2 separate regions of the Homo sapiens genome follow, and region 2 is linked to region 1. A link is an interaction called in ENCODE POLR2A ChIA-PET data of the cell type or tissue named here. Cell type or tissue: MCF 10A. All regions are shown on one strand. Each heading gives the region's core, and the rest is flanking DNA. Links, peaks and the distances in the headings are about the cores only.

What was found. ChIA-PET counts read pairs that join two places held together with the same protein. Peaks named below come from ENCODE experiments on the same cell type or tissue, not always from the same donor. Only the 100,000 strongest peaks of a DNase experiment are listed, where the experiment ranks them.
Region 2: POLR2A ChIA-PET joins it to region 1 with 15 read pairs; 2 of 35 experiments call an interaction of 5 or more read pairs at or near these places.

Annotation. Positions count from the first base shown.
Region 1 is chr5:159,162,447-159,165,377 of GRCh38, reverse strand. It overlaps RNF145 (ring finger protein 145), which reads left to right. Exons shown (of 11, transcript NM_001199383.2): 9 at 2,299-2,446. Among named protein-coding and RNA genes, the nearest start is that of RNF145, 46 kb to the left of the region's middle. In MCF 10A, for the core only: no CTCF peak of the experiment used is centred there; a DNase peak (open chromatin) is centred at 1,807.
Region 2 is chr5:159,222,817-159,240,952 of GRCh38, reverse strand. It overlaps LINC01932 (long intergenic non-protein coding RNA 1932), which reads right to left and starts at 13,238. Exons shown (of 3, transcript NR_134261.1): 1 at 13,211-13,238; 2 at 11,636-11,712. It overlaps LOC124900203 (small nucleolar RNA SNORA68), which reads right to left and starts at 10,759; the gene lies at 10,631-10,759. In MCF 10A, for the core only: no CTCF peak of the experiment used is centred there; DNase peaks (open chromatin) are centred at 9,582 and 10,082.

The DNA of each region.
Region 1 (2,931 bases), core at 432-2,931:
ACAAAATTTTAAAATTTGTAATACTTAGAAATACATATAGATAAAACCAAACTATAAAAAGGGAAGCAGGGAAGAGAATGAAGCACACAGGATTCAAGATAGTGGTTTCGTGGGGCAGAGGGGCGAGAACATGGTATATATAGGCAGGCCTGCCCCTGTCGTTAGATGTGGTTTATTCTCCAGGCCTTCACCTGTATGTGGGAAGTGGGTTCATAAATGCTTGTTACATTATTGACAATAGTTAATTAGATTACTGACTAAATAAAAGGAGGGACATGCACAGACAAATGATGACAGTACATCGTCAATCAAGGATTGTGATGAATTCAATTCAGTGTACTGGGAATTAAAAAAGGAAAGGAAAAGCGTCCTAATTCTCAAGTTAGAGGACAATTAAGAGATGATACTAATAGTTCATGAAACAACTTTTCTATTAATGAAATAATTGTTAAAGGGAAAATCTTCATAAATACGTCTTTGGAGTTGCTTGAACTGTAGGTAATTTCCACGTTTAGCTTAGGAGGATGTGTGAGTTAGTTTTAGCCATAGAAATAATTGGTTATTTTATCTGTAAATTTTATTGCAGTTTTTAACAAGGAATATTAGAACTATGGTCTACTTATTCAAATTATGTAGCAAATTTTCAAAAGGCAAACATTTTAGGAAATGGGTTGTCATTTTTATAGTACTTAACCTATTGCACGAGGTTTCAATGTAATTTTCCCTTATTTTTATATTTTATTTGAAATTTGCTTTTATTTAATTTTAACTATTTAGATAAGGACATATATGTGTGTCTATGTATATGTTTGTGTGTATATATCCACCTGTATTAAAATTAGGCATAAATGTAAAACTCTTGACATAACATTGTTGTATATACATTTCTGTGTGTGTGCTTAAATCTATGCATGTGTGTTTATAAATACGTACATATTTCATATAAATCATAGCTGGCTTGATTTTTAAAAAATATATTTAAGGTTTTAAGGCAGATTGCCCTATTAGATCTATAATTCATCATCTAACACAGTACAGCTACTGCCTTTCTTTAAAAAGTTAAAATTGCTGAATCTCAAAGCAAAGCTACTGACAAGTTTACATTTGTTCCTTAATTTCTGATTATTATTATTATTATTATTAGTTTTTGGCAAGAAAAAATGTAAAACACTTTCCAAAGTATGCAGCTTTAATTTTTACCATAATAATTAACTTTCTTCTCTGAATTACTGATTATAATAGGACCACACTGTATAGCATTTGACCTTGTGTGTGGTAACTTTTACTTCCTGACTATATTATAATTAAAGGTAGGAGAGATGATTTATGTTATTTGTGTCTCTTTGAGATGCTTTACTTGGATTTGAGAACATATCACAGATGTTGATGTTTAATTAAAACAGCTTAAATTTTTTTGTAGCCATGAGCTTTATTTCAATTGAAAGCCAAAGTTGTTTAGCTTGAACTAGCCTAAAGGGTTTAGAGAAATGGAGAGCATGATGGAGGAATTTCTAGTGGGACGTAAGAGTGCTTGTGTTTTGCTGAGAGGGCAGTTAGTTAATAAGCAGCTTGGTTTATGAGGAACAGATTTGACAAGCTTGGATGGAAAAATTAGGAGTGGAGGACCTCAAATGCCAGGCTCAAAAATTTAGAGACAGTGTTGAAAATATTACGATAGTAGAGCTTTAGGAGGATTAGTCTGGCTGGCAGTGTCCTGGATAGATCAGGGCTGGAGGAGGGAGGAAAACCAGGTAGTAGATCTTACAATACAGTTGCTCTCAGTCATGTCTCCCACTTACCCTGACCACAACAGATGTGAGGATGAGTATACCTGCTCATTGGAGAGTCATTCCTATTAGTCACACTGCACTCTCTGTAGCAGAGATTCTCATCACAAGTGGAAACAGTGGGAAGAGGGTGTCATAAGATTTGAAAAAGACCACAAATTATTCTAATACTCCCTCCCTGTCTTAACCAGGAAAAATTATTGAAATTGTTAAGGTTTAAGGCTACAAAAGCCTGAAATAATTTGAAATTGCTAGGAGTAGCAATTGAAAGCAAACTATTGAGGAACAAAAGAAAATCAGCTGTACTTTGCAATTGACTGAGTGTGGTGGCTTTGACATGCCAAGCCTGTGTGACTTGGTCTGAACTCTAGTACAGTGACTGGCATGGAGAAGGGTGTTCAGTGGGAATTTGTGAAATTTGATCATGGCACCAGAGATGTTAGCTGCTGATGTGAGTGGTTGTGCTACTAGGTGGCAGGCACTTAAAAAGAATAATTTTGTCTTTCTCCAGGAGCTTGTGGAAACACTTCCGTGCTGTAAGCCTTTGTTTATTTTTATTGGTATTCCCTGCTTATATGGCTTATATGATTTGCCAGTTTTTCCACATGGATTTTTGGCTTCTTATCATTATTTCCAGCAGCATTCTTACCTCTCTTCAGGTAAGCCTATGATTAATTAACTCTATATAATAACCAATTTTGTTATTTTTCCTCCCAGAGGAGGAATTAAATTTTTTCAAGATGAATGATTATAAGTGGACTATTCAGGTGATAACTTCTCTCTCTCTTTACTAGAACACATTACATTTATTTGAGCACAGGAGTTAGATGGCAGGTTATGAAAATATTACATAAACCGGCCGGGCGCGGTGGCTCACGCCTGTAATCCCAGCACTTTGGGAGGCCGAGGCGGGTGGATCATGAGGTCAGGAGATCGAGACCATCCTGGCTAACAAGGTGAAACCCCGTCTCTACTAAAAATACAAAAAATTAGCCGGGCGCGGTGGCGGGCGCCTGTAGTCCCAGCTACTCGGGAGGCTGAGGCAGGAGAATGGCGTAAACCCGGGAAGCGGAGCTTGCAGTGAGCCGAGATTGCGCCACTGCAGTCCGCAGTCCGGCCTGGGCGACAGAGCGAGACTCCGTCT
Region 2 (18,136 bases), core at 9,115-11,614, 67 kb before region 1:
TGAACAACATAGTAGTTAGAGATATATATGTGCTTAAACTATAAAGAAAAGCAAGAGATTGGTTAATAAAAACTTAAGAGCAGTGACTGCCAATGGCAGGGAGGGAGGTGCCTGAAGTCAGGAATGGACACACAGGGTGCTTCAGAGCTAGGAGATGGGACATGTCTCCTCTTTCTTTCTAATTCCAACTATTCCATAATATCGCTCCCAGTGCTGACTTCCTGAAGCCCAGGTCTAATTATGCAACATTAGTGACCTTCTTACCCTCCAATCATCCTGTAAGTTTATTGGAGTTCCTAGAATTCTTTCCTTGGCTCTCTTTTTATATCATGTTACAGGGCGATCTTAGTGGGTGATTTCACCCATCCCCATGACTGTCAACTGCCACTGAAGTGGCAATGACTCACACATTTGTCTTTCCTAAACTCCAGACCTACATATATAGCTACTGAGTAGATATTTCCGCTTGCATGTTCCACAGTGTCTCAGACTCAGTATGCCTGGTGTTTTTACAAAAAGGGGAAATTTGCACACATAGGGAGAAGACCATGTGAAGATGGAGGCAGAGATTAGGTGATGCAGCAGAAACCAAGGAGCATCTAGAGAGCCAGCAAACCACCAGAGCTTGCGGACAGGCCTTCAGAAGGAACCAATCCTGCTGACACCTTGATCTTGAACTTTTAGCCTCCAGAGCTGTGAGGCCATACATTCCTGTTGTTTAAGCTCCCCAGTTTGTGGTACTGTGTTCCAGCAGCCCTAGAAAGTGAATGCTATATGCACGCTTGCCATCCCAATTTTCACACCCAGTAACTGATCCTATAAAAATAATTGCACAAGTAAGCAAAGGAGTTATCATAAGGATATTGACAACAGCAGTGTTTATCATTTACAACAGAGAAAACAACCTAAATGTCTTACAGTGAAAGAAAAGTTCATAAATGATAGTACATTCACACAATGGAAAGTCATGTAGCTTTTCAAAATGATGTTGTCAGTATAAAGCTTGAGAGGGAAAGACATTCACAATAAGTTGCTTAAAGGGGACTACAAAAGAGTATGTATATATATACTGTTGGCCATTTTTTGCAACTTATATATGTGTGTGTGTGTGTGTGTGTTATAAATGCATAGGAAAAAGTCTGAAAGTATATCAACATATTTACAGTGGTAGAATTTCAGGTAATTTACATTTTCCTCTCTTTGCTTCTCCATATTTTCTTAAGAGATGTGGTTTAAAAATTAGCCTGTGAGGGTTCCTTGTTTTCCCTCTCCCCATTGCCCCTTTTAAGATTGACTGAGTAGATTCACAATCCTTCCATACCTCGGGAAGGAGGAAGAAAGAATAGGAAAAAAGGGGAAAGGACAGGAGAAAAGAAAACATAAATGATCTATTAAAGAACTAGGGGATAAAAAAAATTGTTTGTTTGTTTGTTTATAAGAGATGGGGTCTTGCTCTATCACCCATGCAGTGGCACCTTCTTAGCTCACTGCAGCTTTGAACTCCTGTGCTCAAATGATCCTCTCACCTCAGCCTTCCAAGTGGCTAGGACTGTAGTGGTGCCTCATCATGCCTGGCTAATTTTTTTTGTAGTGGTGGGGTCTTGCTATGTTGGCCAGGCTAGTCTAGAACTCCCGGCCTCAAGGGATCCTCTTGCCTCAACTTCCCAAAGTATTAGGAATACAGGACAGCGTGCCCAGCCAGATTCATGAATTTAGGAAGCAAAATATAGTGTGAACTGTAGGAGAAAAAGGTTTGGGGAGGTAGAGTTGTGAATGAGAGGCTCTAAAGCAATACAGGGTGTGAGAGAATTGTGGAAGAGAGAAGAGAGCATAGGAAGAGTATTCTCGGGGTTACAAATGGGATCCTTTTAAACAATTTCCAAGTAATGCACATGAAAGCTCAGAATTTCATGTTTTATCATTTTTAGCTGTTGGGATTGTACTTCTTTGAATGCAGCATCAACAGCATACAGAGAAAGGATTCAATGAGTCCAGGATTTATAAAGTCATTTTTCTACAATTAGCATATGGGTTCCAGTTTGCAAACTGAAGTACACAAGAAATATTACTTTATTTTTCTCTATCTTCATTTTTATTTGTTGTTATTGTCCTCCCAGTGGCAGACACTTGGCCTCAGGCAACTAAGTTTTCTGCTTGAGATAACATTCAAGAGGAGGTAGGTGTGGGCAGAGGCTTAGTTAATGAGGTTCATGTAGAATGCATCCGGGCCAGAGGTCTTAGGACAACGGTATCTTTTAAGATGGCCATCATCCTAGCTGACCTTAAGATCTGCATGATCCCATCTGTCAACACAAGTCCCTGTCTTTTCTAGTCTGGTGAGTCTCTTTGCTGGGCCAATTCTGTTTTTGAGGGAAGGGAAACACTCACTAGGCCCCTCAGCCACACTGGGCCATGACTACCGTATTCCTCACCACACTGTGCTGTGGGAAAACTCTGGGGTCTTGTCACCTGCAGGGCTCAATATGTGACTTAGGCAGGGGCCCATAGATCCACTTACACCATCAGATGGTTAATATTGTCAAATTGATTGGATTGAAGGATGCAAAGTATTCTTTCTGGGTGTCTGTGAGTGTATTGCCAAAGGCGATTAACATTTGACTCAATGGACTGGGAAAGGCAGACCCACCCTCAATGTGGGTGAGCACCATCTAATCAACTGCCAACTTGGCTAGAATAAAGCAGGCGGAAGAAGGTGGGAGAACCTGACTTGCCTTCATTTTTCTCCAGTGCTGGATGCTTCCTGACCTTGAACATCAGACTCCAAGTTCTTTGGCTTTAGGACTCTTGGATTTACACTAGCAGTTTGCCGAGGGGATCTCTGGCCTTTGGCCACAGACTGAAGGCTGCACTGTTGGCTTCCCTACTTTTGAGGTTTTGGGTCTCGGGCTGATCCACTACTGGCTTCCTTGCTCCTCAACTTGCAGACGGCCTATCGTGGGACTTTACCTTGTGATCGCGTGAGTCAATTCTTCTTAATAAACTGCCTTTCATATTTACATATATCCTATTAGTTCTGTCCCTCTAGAGAACCCTGACTAATACAGATTTTGTTCCTGGAGTGGTTCAAGAATTTTAAGGATAGAGTTCTTTAGTTGGTTTCAGGGTTTCTGGAATTGGCTGCTCAATCTGATTAGACCCAAAAATGCTAAGACCTCTGCTTTGAATACTATGGAAAACACTGATAGTCCTTGGTGTGAACTGTTTAGAAAGTTATGCAAAATAAATGCATTTGATACTCCTGATTCACTGCTCTGCAGAGGCAAGGAGTTTAGTGACTCTATACATAATACCTTTGACCATATGTGGAGAATCAAGGAATGTCATAAAGTTGTTTGGTTGCTCCTAAGTTTGCTGGACAAAGTGATGAAAGAAAACGATGAACTCAGGGATTCTAACTCCTGGCTCCAGAAGCAGATACTGAGCCCCAAATCTTCTAAGACTGCCCTAACAGAGAGTTTTATCTCCTGTATAGAAAGAGCTGAAATTGTGGAAAAACAGACACAAGCTCTTATCATGTGAGTGGCTGACTTGCAATAAAAGGTGAATGCACACCCTTGCCAGGTGTCTACTGTTAAAGTGAGGGCATTGATTGGAAAAGAATGGGACCCTGCAATTAGGAATGGGGATGTATAGGAGGTCCCTGATGAGGCTTGGGACACTGAGCTTCTAAATTCTGATGAGCCTTTTTTGCCAGAGGAAACAGCCTTCCCATCTGCAGCAGTAGCAACATCTCCCCCCACCACCCATGCTGCCATCAGCCTTTCCACCTTTGTCTGAGGAGATTAACCCTGCACTGCCTGAGGCAACAGTGATGGCCTCCCCTGAGGAAGTTGCCAGGTAAGAGAATGCTGATTCTCCTCAGGACCCACCCCTAACACCCCTGTTTGCTTCCAGACCTATAACTAGACTCAAGTTCCAGCAGGCTCTAGATGTAAGGTTCAGAGTGTGACCAATGAGGAGGTGCGCTACACTCCAAAAGAACAGAGTTTTCTAACTTATAAAGCAGAAATCTGGAGAACAGGTATCGGGATGGACTTTAAGGGCATGGGATAATGGTGGAAAGAACATAAAGTTGGATCAGGCTGAATTTACTGATATGGACCCACTAAGCAGGGATTCTGCATTTAATGTTGCAGATCAGGGAGTTAAAAAAAGGTTCTAATAATTTATTTGCTTGGTTAGCTGAAACATGGATCAAAAGATGGCCTACTTGGCTGGGCGTGGTGGCTCATGCCTGTAATCCCAGCACTTTGGGAGACCAAGGCGGGCAGATCACTTGAGGTCAGGAGTTTGAGACCAGCCTGGCCAACATGGCAAAACCCAGTCTCTACTAAAAATACAAAAATTAGCCCGGCTTGGCGGCACACTCCTGTAATCCCAGCTACTCAGGAGGCTGAGGCAGGAGAATTGCTTAGACCCAGGAGGTGGAGGGTGCAGTGAGCTGAGATCGTGCCACTGCATTCCAGCCTGGGTGACACAGTGAGACTCTGTCTCAAAAAAATAAAATAAAATAAAATAAAATATGGCCTACTATGAGTAGGCTGGAAATGCCTGATCTCCCTTGGTTTAATGTAGAGGAAGGGATCCAAAAGCTTAGGGAGATTGGAATGTTGGAGTGGATTAGTCATTTTAGACCTACTCATCCCAGCTGGGAGGGTCCAGAAGATATACCCTTCACCAATACTTTGCGAAATAGATTTGTGAAGGGAGCATTTACATCCTTGAAGAGTTTTGTGATTGCTTATCTTTGTATGCCAGATCTTACAGTGGGAACTGCAGTCACTCAATTAGAAATGTTAAATGCAATGGAAATAATTGGATCCCAAGGTGGCAGGGGCCAAGTTGAGGCACTCAACCATGAAAGGCAAGGTGGATGTAGTTACTATAATGGACAGCAAAGGCAAAGTAGCAATCAGAATAGCATGATTTATGTAGAGCTCTGGCTTTGGCTAATTAATCACAGTGTTCCTAGAAGTGAAATTGATAGGAAGCCTACTGCATGCTTACTTAATTTATATAAGCAGAAAACTTTCAGGCTGAATGGACAAAAGACTAATTTGAATTATAAAAATAGAGAATTACGGCCTGTCAATCATTTCCAGACATGAACCAGTTTACAGACCCAGAAATCCTTGAATGAAAGGGACGCCGGTTCTCCTTGAGGAAGAACCTCACTATACTACCAACAATTTATGCAGTTAATCTTTTTCCCATCCTTCCCTAAGGAGACCTCTGGCCTTTTACCAGGGTAGCTGTGCACTGGGGAAAGGGGAATGATCAGAACTTTCGGGGATTCTGGCCACTGGCTCTGAGCTGATATTGATTTCAGAGGACCCAAAACATCATTGTGGTCCTCCAGTTAAAGCTTGGTTAGCTAAAATACGGATCTTATGGGGCTTGTGGAGATAAGGTAATTAATGAAGTTTTAGCTCTGGTCCGACTTACAGTGGGTCCAGTGGGTCCCCAGACTCATTGTGTGGTCATTTCCCCAGTGCCAGAATGCATAATTGGCATAGACATACTTAGCAGCTGGCAGAATCCCTACATTGGCTCCCTGACTGGTAGGGTGAGGCCTATCATGGTGGAAAAGGCCAAATGGAAGGCATTAGAGCTGCCTCTACCTAGAAAAATAGTAAGTCAAAAACAATATCACAACCCTGGAGGGATTGCAGAGATTAGTGCCACCATCAAGGACTTGAAAGATGCAGGGGTGGTGATTCCCACCATATCCCCATTCAACTTTCCTATTTGGCCTGTGCAAAAGACAGATGGATCTTGGAGAATGACAGTGGATTACTGTAAGCTTAACCAAGTGGTGACCCCAACTGCAGCTGCTGTACCAGATGTGGTTTCATTGCTTGAGCAAATTAACATATATCCTTGTACCTGGTATACAGCCATTGATTCGACAAATGCCTTTTTCTCCATTCCTGTCCATAAGGCCCACCAAAAGCAATTTGCCTTCAGCTTGCAAAGTCAGCAATATACCTTCACTGTCCTGCCTCAGGGGTATATCAAGTCTCCAGCTTTGTGTCATAATTTTGTTCACAGAGATCTTGATCACTTTTCTCTTCCACAAGATATCACACTGGTCTATTCTACTGATGACATTATGCGGATTGGACCCAGTGAGTGAGAAGTAGCAAACACAGTGGACTTATTGGTGAGACATTTGCATGCCAGGGGATGGGAAATAAATTCGGCTAAAATTCAGAGACCTTCTACATCAGTGAAATTTCTAGGAGTCCAGTGGTGTGGGGCCTATTGAGATATTTCTTCTAAGGTGAACAATAAATTACCTCATTTGGTCCCTCCTACAACCAAGAAAGAGGCACAATACCTAGTTGGCCTATTTGGATTTTGGGGGCAACACATTCCTTATTTGGGTATGTTACTCCAGCCCATTTATCAAATGATTCAAAAGGTTGTCAGTTTTGAGTGGGGTCCAGAACAGGAAAATGCTCTGCAACAGGTCCAGGCTGCTGTGCAAGCTGCTCTGTCACTTGGGCCATATGACCCAGCAGATCCAGCAGTGCTTGAGGTGTCAGTAGCAGATGGGATGCTGTTCGAAGCCTTCGGCCAGCCCCCATAGGTGAATCACAGCAGAGACCTCTAGGATTTTGGAGCAAGGCCCTGCCATCTTCTGCAGATACCTACTCTCCTTTTGAGACACAGCTCTTGGCTTGTTACTGGGCTTTGGTAGAAACTGAAGGCTTGATTATGGGTCATCAAGTCACCATGCGACCTGAGCTGCTTAGAAGGCACAAGTAAGTTACATAAGGAAATGGCTCAAATGCCCATGATCTCCACTCCTGCCACCCTGTCTTCTCTCCCCAAGCCTGCACCGATGGCCTCATGGGGAATTCCTTACGATCAGTCTACACAGGAAGAGAGGACTAGGGCCTGGTTTACGGGTGGTTCTGCACGATATGCAGGTACCACCCAAAAGTGGACAGGTGCAGCACTATAGTCTCTTTCTAGGACATCCCTGAAGGACAGTGGCAAAGGGAAATCTTCCCAGTGGGCAGACCTACCCTCAATGTGGGTGAGCACCACCCAATCATCTGCGAACTTGGCTAGAATAAAGCAGGCAGAAGGTGGTGGGAGAAGCCGACTTGCTGAGCCTTCCAGCTTTCATCTTTCTCCGGTGCTGGATGCTTCCTGCCCTCGAACATCAGACTCCAAGTTCTTCGGCTCTTGGACTTACAATAGTGGTTTGCCAAGGGGCTCTCGAGCCTTTGGTCACAGACTGAAGCTGCACTGTTGGCTTCCCTACTTTTGAGGTTTGGGGACTCGGACTGATCCACTACTGATTTCCTTGCTCCTCAACTGGCAGACTGCCTATCGTGGGACTTTACCTGTGATTGTGTGAGTCAATTCTTCTTAATAAACTCCCTTTCACATAGACATATTTCCTATTAGTTTTGTCCCTCTGGAGAATCCTAGATGGGATTCTGTCATTCCCAGATTTTTCCAAGGTTTCCGCCATTGCTTCCCCATTTTCTCACCAACTTCCTTCCAACACATATGCCATGGGTTTGACTTCTTTCTCACAGACACTTACTGATATTTTAGTTTTCTGCATTATCTCCAGTTCTTTCTCTTCCTTTGGTCCTGGAAAATCTTGCCACAATTTTGTGTTGTCCAGATTCTTCTTAGGCCTCTGAGCATTTCTTCATTGTCTTTTCTTTTGGATATTTGTTCCATCATCTGTCCATAGAATATTCAGCTTCTAGCATTCCACTTTTGGCCCACTGTCTTTCTCAGTTTTTCCCAGGTTACCTCATCCACTCCCAAGGATTTAACCACCACTTCTATGCTAATGACTCTGAACCTACAGCTTTAGTCCAAAATCCATGTCCTGTTGCTGTGTATCTGTCCTTGATCTCCCACAAGCCAATAAAACTAAACTTGTCCCAAACTCTATATATCTTCCGAAAACCTGTATTTTTCTCTTGCATTCTTTCTCTTCAGTGGTGGATATAATTACAAACTGCTCGGCTATTATGGAAAAATGCTCAGTGCTTTGAGGATGTTTAGTAGAGGCACTCTCTATCTGTCTAGGATGGGGAGGGGGATGCGAGAAAATGTTCTCTCACTTAGATATTATTGAGGCTGGCATCTCCAGATCTGCACAGCTCAGGAGTCTGACTGCATCACTTCCTTGCCCCAGACCTTCAGGAAAAACATGCAGTGGTGTACCCAGGGGGTAGCCACCTTGATAGAGAGGAGCGTGTTATCATTGTTTAGAATCACTGGCAATATAGTCAGTTTTATTATTGTTTTCTAATACTCAACAGACAGTCTACCCCCTTTTTGCCTACACCCAGCATGGTCCACTCAAATTGCCCTACTCCTTGGTACTCCACTGAAAACCTGGAGGCCTCCACCCTCCTCTCCTTATCCCCATCTTCCCTTCAGCCAAGCCTCTAAGGCCAAATCACCTGTTGTTTCTCATTTCTGTGTCTTTTCTCATGCTCTTCCCTCTGCCTGGAATTCCCTCTACTCCATACACACACTGTATCTGGTTTACCCCTACTCTTTAAGATTCAACTTAAATATCGCTTCCCCCAGGAAGCTGCCCCTGCTCACCCAAGGCTGAGTCACATGCCCTTCGTTGGGCTTCCATGGTATCTTCTAAATACTAAATTTCTGCATTGGCCACATCGTACTCTAATTAATCTGTTCATGATTTTGTCTCTCTCAATTACTGTGTGCCAAATGAAGTAGTCTTATTCACTTTTTTATTCACTGAGATCCGAGGAAACACTACATTATTCATTTTCATATCTCCGGGATCTAGGAAAATACTTGTCACAATATTGATGAGAAAGGTGTTTACATCATGTTGTGATATAAGCTTTAAATTCTGCAGAACACTTATTTTCATGGGAAAAATAATATTTGGAGCATGCCCTTAGGGTCTCCCTCCACTTCCTTTCCTGGTACCCTTTAGAAACCCTTATGTGAACCTTCACATATATATGGAAGGCTCAGGTTGGTCTTCAACACCACTGCCTTGATGCTACAAATTTACAAAGTGGAAGACATTTTTCAGTTTTGAAGCATGCTCTTCTCCAGCTCTCTGCAGAGCTTCTGTTTCTGCAAGACAGTGACTGAGAGTCTGGTATTCAATTATTATTTTATTCATTTAACTGCACCAGTAAATAGTGATAGAATTCAGAACTCAGAGCTACCACAATATGGAATTTTTAAAAGGCACTTGAAATCCTTGACAGCAGAAGCAGGGACATTTAAAATACAGAGGACAGGGAACCAAACTGTGAAATGTTCTCTCTGTAATCTTCATCAAAGATATATGCTTTGAAATGATTCCTATTCCATGGAAGAAGATACAATCTGCTCCCCCTCTTCCCATTACCACCATTTGCAAAGCACCACCCAGTCTTACAGATATTTTCTTCCCAGTGTCTCTCATAACCATTCCTTTCTTAAGGTTTCGTAAGAACCATATGAATGTTCTTTGACATCATATCATATTATATGCAGTGATTCTTTAAATAGTATTCCAGTGTTGAGATAGCGAAAAGCACTGGAAGCACTGGTGTGCTGGTAAATGTTTCACAATCAGCTCTCTGGGGAAAGAAGCTCTATTGGTAGTGTTTGCTAATCTCCATGGTATAAATACTCCCACCAAGGCAGATTTCAAGCTATCAACTTGATGTCACTGAATGAGGAGTTGGGGAAAGGTGGACCCCATTGTCTCTACTGAACCAATACAAGCTGCTGTATATCAGCTCTAGCACATTTCTGGATGGACGATTAATTTTTCTCAAGCACCATTTAAGATAGGTTATTTTCAGATTCAGAAATCTACCCAGACTTCTACTGTCTGCCATGGAAATAGAAAAAAAAAAACAGTCTGTCCACTTTTCCCTATCACCACAAATACTGTGTTAGGCTACTTGATTGGAGTCTGCATTAGCTAGTTAAATGATCTCCTTGGTTCCACTCTTACCTCTACAGTTCTTCTCCCTACAGCAACCAGAGTAATTGTTTAACACTAATTTGATTGTGTTACCTGCCCAGAGGCAATATTGCATCACACCAGGAACTATGCCACTGGTGCAACATGGAGTTGTGCAGTACGCAGGCTATTCAACCATACTCAGCACCCCGACCTCTGCTTAAAATCCTCAGAGGTTTTCCATTACATTTAGGGATTTGTATATTTGTGTTTATATAACATATGGTTTAACCCGGTCTCCAAAGGCCTGCATGATCTGACTGCAGCTTCCTCTCCTGTCCCATCCATGCCACTCTCCCTCTGACTTACTTGGTTCCAGCTTCTCTGAACTTCCCAACTTCCTTCAATTCCTCTGTCATACTAAGCTCTCTCTAGGATCCCACCTGGACCACTCTTCTTTTTGATTTTCCTTTGGTTAAACTTTCTTTCTGAAGTCTCTGCTCACAAGGCACTTTCCAGAGAGATCTTTGAACCCCTGATCTAAATTAAGCCCCTTCAATTAGTCTCTTTCATGGCATGTTATTTTTTCACTTCTAAGCATTACAGTGGGTACTGTCATTATGAGTGTTTTGGTGTCAATGATGGCAGGCTTTTTTTTTGTTTTGTTTTGTTTTTCACCAGGGATGTAGAACCTCCAAATTTACTGCGAGGGGCACAGCCACAGTCCCGCAAAGGTGACAAGATGTGCTCGCTGTTTGCATCTGTTTAAATCATCACTATAAGAAAGTGATTCTTGGGTTTAGGTATGAGTGATGGCAGTTTTTATGACCAGAAAAGATTATTTATGATGAGTTTGGTTTTTAGAAATTAATATTCCATTTAAGGTTATAAGATCAAAAGACTATTTGTCCTTAAGCTTTAAAATTCAAAATAAAAATCACATTGTTCTATTAATGAATAAATAAGACTTTAACAGTCACTTTTAAGGGGGCCTTTGATTAATGTGTGAGCCCATTTACAAACTTAATTTTAATTCTTTTTTTTTTTTTTTTTTTTTGAGACGGAGTCTCGCTCTTTTGCCCAGGCTGGAGCGCAGTGGCACGATCTCGGCTCACTGCAACTGCAACCTCCGCCTCCTGGGTTCAAACGATTCTTCTGCCTCAGCCACCCAAGTAGCTGCGACTACAGGCACGCACCACCACCCAGCTAATTTTTGTATTTGTAGTAGAGATGGGGTTTCACCATATTGGCCAGGCTGGTCTCGAACTCTTGACTTGGTGATCCGCCCGCCCTGGCCTTCCAAAGTACTGGGATTACAGGTGTGAGCCACCACGCTGGACAATTTTAATTCTTAAACATCAAAAAATTACATTCATACATTTAATGTACTTGTTTTCATTTTAAGTCATTCAACTGTGTAACAAAAATAATTTAAGTAACTCTAACATATGAAACATAAATATGGTGAATATTAGGTTCTTCTGAATGTTCCAATAGTATCTTTAAATTTAGTAAAGTTTTCTTATACATTGAACTTAAAGTCAGAAGTTAATCAATTATTCAATTAAATATTATACATTAAATTATAAAGCAATTCTGTTTGATTCGCTCATCTGCTATTAATAAATTCTCCAAATAATTACACGTATTCTAAATAGCAAGTGCACAAGGTGTTTCTCAACTTACCATGAATATATGAATACGATGGGTTTGGCTTAATCAGTTTTCATAATTCACTCTTTTATTTTCAATTACAGATCCTCCTAGAATTAAAATGGGCAGATGAAGCAGACAGTTATACCACACCAAACATTTGGTCTTATTTTTCAGGAGGAGGTCACTGAGGATACAAATTGACTCTGGATTTGGCTGGGACTCAGGGTTTTGTGTTCTCCCAACATACTGAGGCCCAGTTACGAGGCCTAGTTACAGGAATTTCATAGCCAGAAAGGGTCCCATGTTCACGTCCCTAATTCTAGTGAAATCTGGGTCTGTAACCCCTCTCCTAGGTTCTTTCACTTTGAGATTGGATTGATTTACTCTTTCAATGGCTTTATTTTATTCTAAATTATCTTCTTATTCTTCTGAGCAGGCCAGGCTCAGCTCTTATTGATATTTAAATAGAATCCAGTTGGGATTCCACAAATCTCTTTGTAGTTTTGTATATCTCTATTTACAATGGCAAGATCAGTCTTAATGACAGGAATGGATCTCAATCTACAAACGCAGGTCTGCAAAAACTCTTATTTTCTAAATATGTGACTCACCATTAATTTAATTAATTTTTCTAGGTAAACACAAGGCATGGGATTGTTACTTGCTACAAGGCAAGACATACAGGAAGGGGCTGGCAGGGACTCATGGTGTTAAGGTACAAGGGCCAAGTTACCTACCCTACTGGAATTTTTTGTTCTGGGGGCTCACTTTCTGGGAGTTGCAGCAGCAGCTGCAGCAACAGTGGATGATAATGAGCAACAGCAAGAACAACAGGGTGCTGACGAAGGTGAGGAAGATAATGTAGGCAGCAGTGTCCCACTTGGACTGAAAGGGCTGATCCCTGTCAGCTGTTGGTCTCCCCACACTTCCAGAGCCATTACTCCCAGCTCCTCCATGAACAACAGACCCATTTTAGCAGAAGCGCCCTGGTGCCACCTTTTAAAAATATACTAGACAAGCACCGTGAAACACATGGGCACTCAGCCACTGTTGACTTTGTGAACAAAAGAAAGAAAGAGAGGCTGGGTGTGGTGACTCATGCCTGTAATCCCAGCACTTTGGGAGGCCTAGGCGGGTGGATCACGAGGTCAGGAGATGGAGATCATCCTGGCCAACATGGTGAAACCCCATCTCTACTAAAATACAAAAAATTAGCCAGATGTGGTGGCGTGCACCTGTAGTCCCAGCTACTCGGGAGGCTGAGGCAGGGAATTGCTTGAACCTGGGAGGTGGAGGTTGCTGTGAGCTGAGATCATGCCATCGCACTCCAGCCTGGGTGACAGGGCAAGACTCTATCTCAAAAAAGAAAAAAAAAGAGAAAGAAAGAAAGAAAAAGAAAGAAAAAGAAAGAAAGAAAGAAAGAAAGAAAGAAAGAAAGAAAGAAAGAAAGAAAGAAAGAAAGAAAGAAAGAAGGAAGGGAGAGAAGAAGCAAGGGAGGGAGAGAGGAAAGAAGGGAGGGAGGGAGGGAAAGGAAGAGTAGGCTTTAATTTACAATTTGAACCCTTATTCAACAGGAATTGAAAATGATATAGAGTCAGTACTCACCCTTCCCTTTCCTCCTGATATTTCATCTGGGTTCCAGGTGAACTCAGTGACATCAAGTTGGACAGCTTGAGACTTGCCTTGGGTGGAGTAGTTACGCGGGGAACAAGGGTTTCTAAACCTTTAGAATTTCCTAATAGGACTCTTTTGTAATTCATAACATGCCTCTTTGAATCATACCTGACCACATGCTAATGAGAGAATTCTTAACCTCTAGAGAGCTTCAGAATAGAGCTGATCACCAGGCGACTTTCAGCCCCATCCCCTAACCCCTAACTGTGGAGAGGGGAAGAGGGTCTGGAGATTGAGTTCAATCACCAATGGCCAATCACACCTACATAATGAAATTTCAGTAAAATCTCTTGAACAACAACGTTTAGGGATGTTCTGAGTTTGTGAACATATTGATGTGCTGGGTGGGTGGATGCCCAGAGAGGGCATGGGCTTTCTGTCCACCTTCCACTCCCTTGCTAGCTCTATGCATCTCTTCCATTTGGCTGTTTCTGAATCGTATTCTTTATAATAAAACTGCAGTGGTAAGTATAGTGCTTTCCTGTGTCCTGTGAGTCTTTCTAGCGAATTATCAAACCTGGTGGAGGGTGGGGAGTGATATGGTTTGGCTGTGTCCCCACCCAAATCTCATCTTGAATTGCCATGTGTTGTGGGAGGAACGTGGTGGGAGGTAATTGAATCAGGGGCTCAGTTCTTTTCCATGCTGTTCTTTATCAGCATGATATGTCTTTATCAGCAGCGTGGAAATGAACTAATACAGGGAGGGTCATGGGAATCCCCAAATTTGTAGTTGATTGAGCAGAGGTTCAGTTAGCTTGGAGCCCCATATCCGGCTAACATGTGAAGTGGAGGCATTGTTATGCAACTGAACCCATAACTTGTGGGGTCTGCACTGACTCCAGGTAATTGGTGTCAGAGTTGAATTGAATTATTGGACACCCAGTTGGTATCAAAGAATTGGAGAATTGGTGGTCCTTGGAAAATGACAGATTTGCTGTCAGAAAAACAATGCTGTGCTTCATTGGAGCACTGCTCCTGTGTGCCTAGAGATCACTTTGCTCTTCTGCACCAAAGAGAAGCACAGGTGGAATCTGTGAGGTTTCAAAGTCCAAGTGCAAAGGCTTCTACAAAGCCATTTCTACTCAGTGTTGGTCAACTTGCTGGGCTGGGCCTGGAGAATGTGAGCACCAGTCTCTTTTGCTCTTATGAAGTCCAAACTAATCTTGAATTTGTCATCCCCTGGAGGTTGGCCTGGGAAATGAGATGGGGTGGAGGCTCCATTTTGCAAAGACCCAACACCACCTAAGTTCTAATCACTTCCCTCTGACTCTCCTCTATCCTGGGGAAAAGTTGCCAGTCTCTGGGCCAGAATAGCCTTGCTCTGATTCAGTGAGTATCTTCTCAAATCACTATTCATGACAGAAGTTATATTCTATGCCTACTGAAAACTGGAATTTTGGAACTCAAGAGCTAGGATAAGGTTTTTGTTAGTTATATATTGGATTCTGCAATTCATCTATCTTCTGCATCATTACATGCAGAATACTGAGCTGATTGAATGGGTAAGAGCCAAAGGAGAACAAGTAATGCTGGGAACAAAACACACAATGAGTAATTTTCCAAAATATTAACTCAGCACACACTTTGACCATTTGTATAAATGCTTATGGAATAGTATTTGATGTCAGTTTTCCACTAGACTGTAAATACCATGAGGACAGGGATTATACCTTGCTTGTTCATTATTGTACAAAAAGTACCTAGAACAGTATCTGCATCCAAAAGAAAATCAATAAAGATTTGCTGAAGTCATTAATGAATTTAAACTCCTTAGTTTGACATTCAATATCTAAGTGATAACTCCCTGCTCTCATAAGCTAATTTTATTCTTGTAGTCACCAACTTTCTATATCACCTGAATTAATACAGTTATCAGCTTCTATCTGTCACTTATTCAAGACCAGATCATTTATTTGAATATATTGTTTTCTTTGCTAAAAATGTCCTTTCTCCACTATAATAAAACATCTTCCCCTCTTTCAAACTATGCCTTAAAACTGATCCATAAACAACCTCATGATTGACCTCACTTGTCTGTACACTCAGTTTCATTCATTCATCCCTTTAAAAATATATATTGAGTAGTCTGTATTGGACACCATTCTAGGCACTGGGGATAAAATGTAAATGAAAAGCTCTCCGTCCAAATAAATAAAACATGAATGAGGTATTTTTAAATAGTGATAAAGGCTATTAAAATACAAACAGGCCGGGCGCAACAGCTCACACCTGTAATCCCAGCACTTTGGGAGGCCGAGGTGGGTGGACCACTTGAGGTCAGGAGTTCGAGACCAGCCTGGCCAACATGGCAAAACCCATCTCTACTAAAAATACAAAAATTAGCCGAGCATGGTGGCAGGTGCCTGTAATCCCAGCTGCTCGGGGGGGCTGAGGCAGGAGAATTGCTCGAACCCAGGAGGTGGAGGTTGCAGTGAGCTGAGATTGTGGCATTGCACTCCAGGCTGGGTGACAGAGCGAGACCCAGTCTCAAAGGAAAAACAAACAAAAAACATGGGACAGTGTGTGAGAGAAAGTGATCAGGGGACAACAGAACAACATTAGATAGTGATTCAGGAAAGTCCTAGGCTGGGTGCCGTGGCTCACGCCTGTAATCCCAGCACTTTGGGAGGCTGAGTTGGGCGGATCACCTGAGGTCAGGAGTTCAAGACCAGCCTGGACAACATGGTGAAACCCTCTTTTCTAAAAATACAAAAATTAGCCAGGAATGGTGGGACACACCTGTAATCCCAGATACTTGGTAGGCTGAGGCAGGAGAATCCTTGAACCCAGGAGGCAGAGGTTGCAGTGAGCCGAGATGGTGCCACTGCACTCCAGTCTGGGTGACAGAGTGAGACCTTGTCTCGAAAAAAAAAAAAAAAAAAAAAGCAGTGATTCAGAAAAGTCCTGTCTGAGCATGTGATGTCTGAGCCAAGGTCTGAATGAAGGGAAGATGTGAGGATGGAGCATTTCTGCTACCATTTTTGTCAGGAGAGTGAACAGGTGCAGAGGGCCTGATGCAAGCATGGGTTGGGGTTCCTGGAAAAGCATAAATGAAGCCTGTGACTCAAGCTGGAGAACTAAGGAGGAGTGTGGTAAGAGAGGAGAGCAGAGAGGCAAAGGTGCCAGGTCAGGCTGGGCCCTGTGGGCAAGGAACAGGAGTATGCATTTTGAACATAAGGGACACCTGGAAGGCTCTGAAACTGGGCCATGTCATGGTCTGATTATCTTTCAGAAATGTATCTAGCCACTGGGTTAGGGATAGACCAAAAAAGTGAAAGCAAAAAGACTAGAATTTAATTGCAGTAACATGAAATGATAGCTCAGCATGAACTAGGATGGTAGTGAAAATGGAGAGAAGTGGACAGATTAGAGACCTATGCTTGAGGTCAAGCCAGTAGGGCTTGCTGATGGACTGGCTGGGCACGGGAATGAAGACTAGGGTAAATGGGGAAACAGGAGAATCAAATTTGAACTTGACTTCTAGATCTGGGTTGGTGGTGCCATATGCTGAGATGTGGGACCAGGAAAGGAAAGATTAAGGTGGAGGTAACGGGCAGGAGTCCAATGTTCTATTTAATTCACCTCCAACATGCCTATTAGACATCTGGGTGCAGATGTTGAGTATGTGTTGGGATATATAAGCCTGGATCCCAGAGGAAAGGCAGAACAGGTGGTGGTGAAAAGAGCAGACTCTGGACTCAACCTGGCTCCCACCTATGTAGGCTTGAACAATTTACTTAACCTCTTTGTGCCTCAGTTGCTTCATCTATGAATTGGGGATAAAAACAGTACTCACCCTGTAAATTTCTTGTGAGGATTAAATGAGTTAATACATATAAAGACCTTAAGACAGGGTCTGGTACATAGGGAGTGTCCAATAAGTGTTAACTACTATCATCAATAGGAGGCTGGGATTTGGACACAGCTAAGGGTACAGCTGAGGGCTGGAACACAAATTTGGGAGTCATTAGTGGAATTTTAAAACCATGGGAGTGGACGATATCCCCTCAGGAGACAGTGTGTTTACAGAAGGCGAAAGGGCCCTGAGCCAAGCCTTGGGTCACTCCAACATTTACAGCTAAGACAAAGTAGCCCTCAAATGAGAGTGAGAAAGAACAGCTAATGAGATAGAAGAAAAACTGGGAAGGCATGCAGTCACCGAAACTGGCAGGTTAAACAGTATTCTCCCCAGAATTCATGCCCATCTGGAATTTCAGAATGTAACCCTATTTGAAAATAGGGTCTTTACAGACCTGATTAGTTAGATCTAATAAGTTCAAATGAGGTCATACTGATTACAGTGGGTCCTGAATCCAATGACTGGTGTCCTTACAAAAAGGCCATGTGATGACAGAGGCAGAGATTGGAGTGAGGCAGCTACAAGCCAAGGAACACCAAGGATTGGCAGGAGTGACCAGAAGCTAGGAATAGTCAAGAAAGATTCTTTCCTAAAGACTTCAGAGGGAACAAGGCCATGCTGACACCTTGATTTTGAACTTCTAGCCTCCAAAACTGTAAGGGAATAAATTTCTTTTATCTTAAGCCATTCAATTTGTAGTCATTGGTTACAGCAGCCTTAGGCATCTAATGCAAAAATCAGGAGGAGAAAATGTTTTTAAAAGGGGGAGATAATTGGCTAGGTGTGGTGGTTTATACCTGTAATCCCAGCACTTTGGGAGGCTGAGGCAGGTGGATCACGTGAGGTCAGGAGTTTGAGACCAGCCTGGTCAACATGGTGAAACCCCATCTCTACTGAAAATACAAAAATTAGCCAGGCGTGGTGGTGCATGCCTGTAATCCTAGCTACTCGGGAGGCTGAGGCATGAGAATCGCTTGAACCCGGGAGGTGGAGGTTGC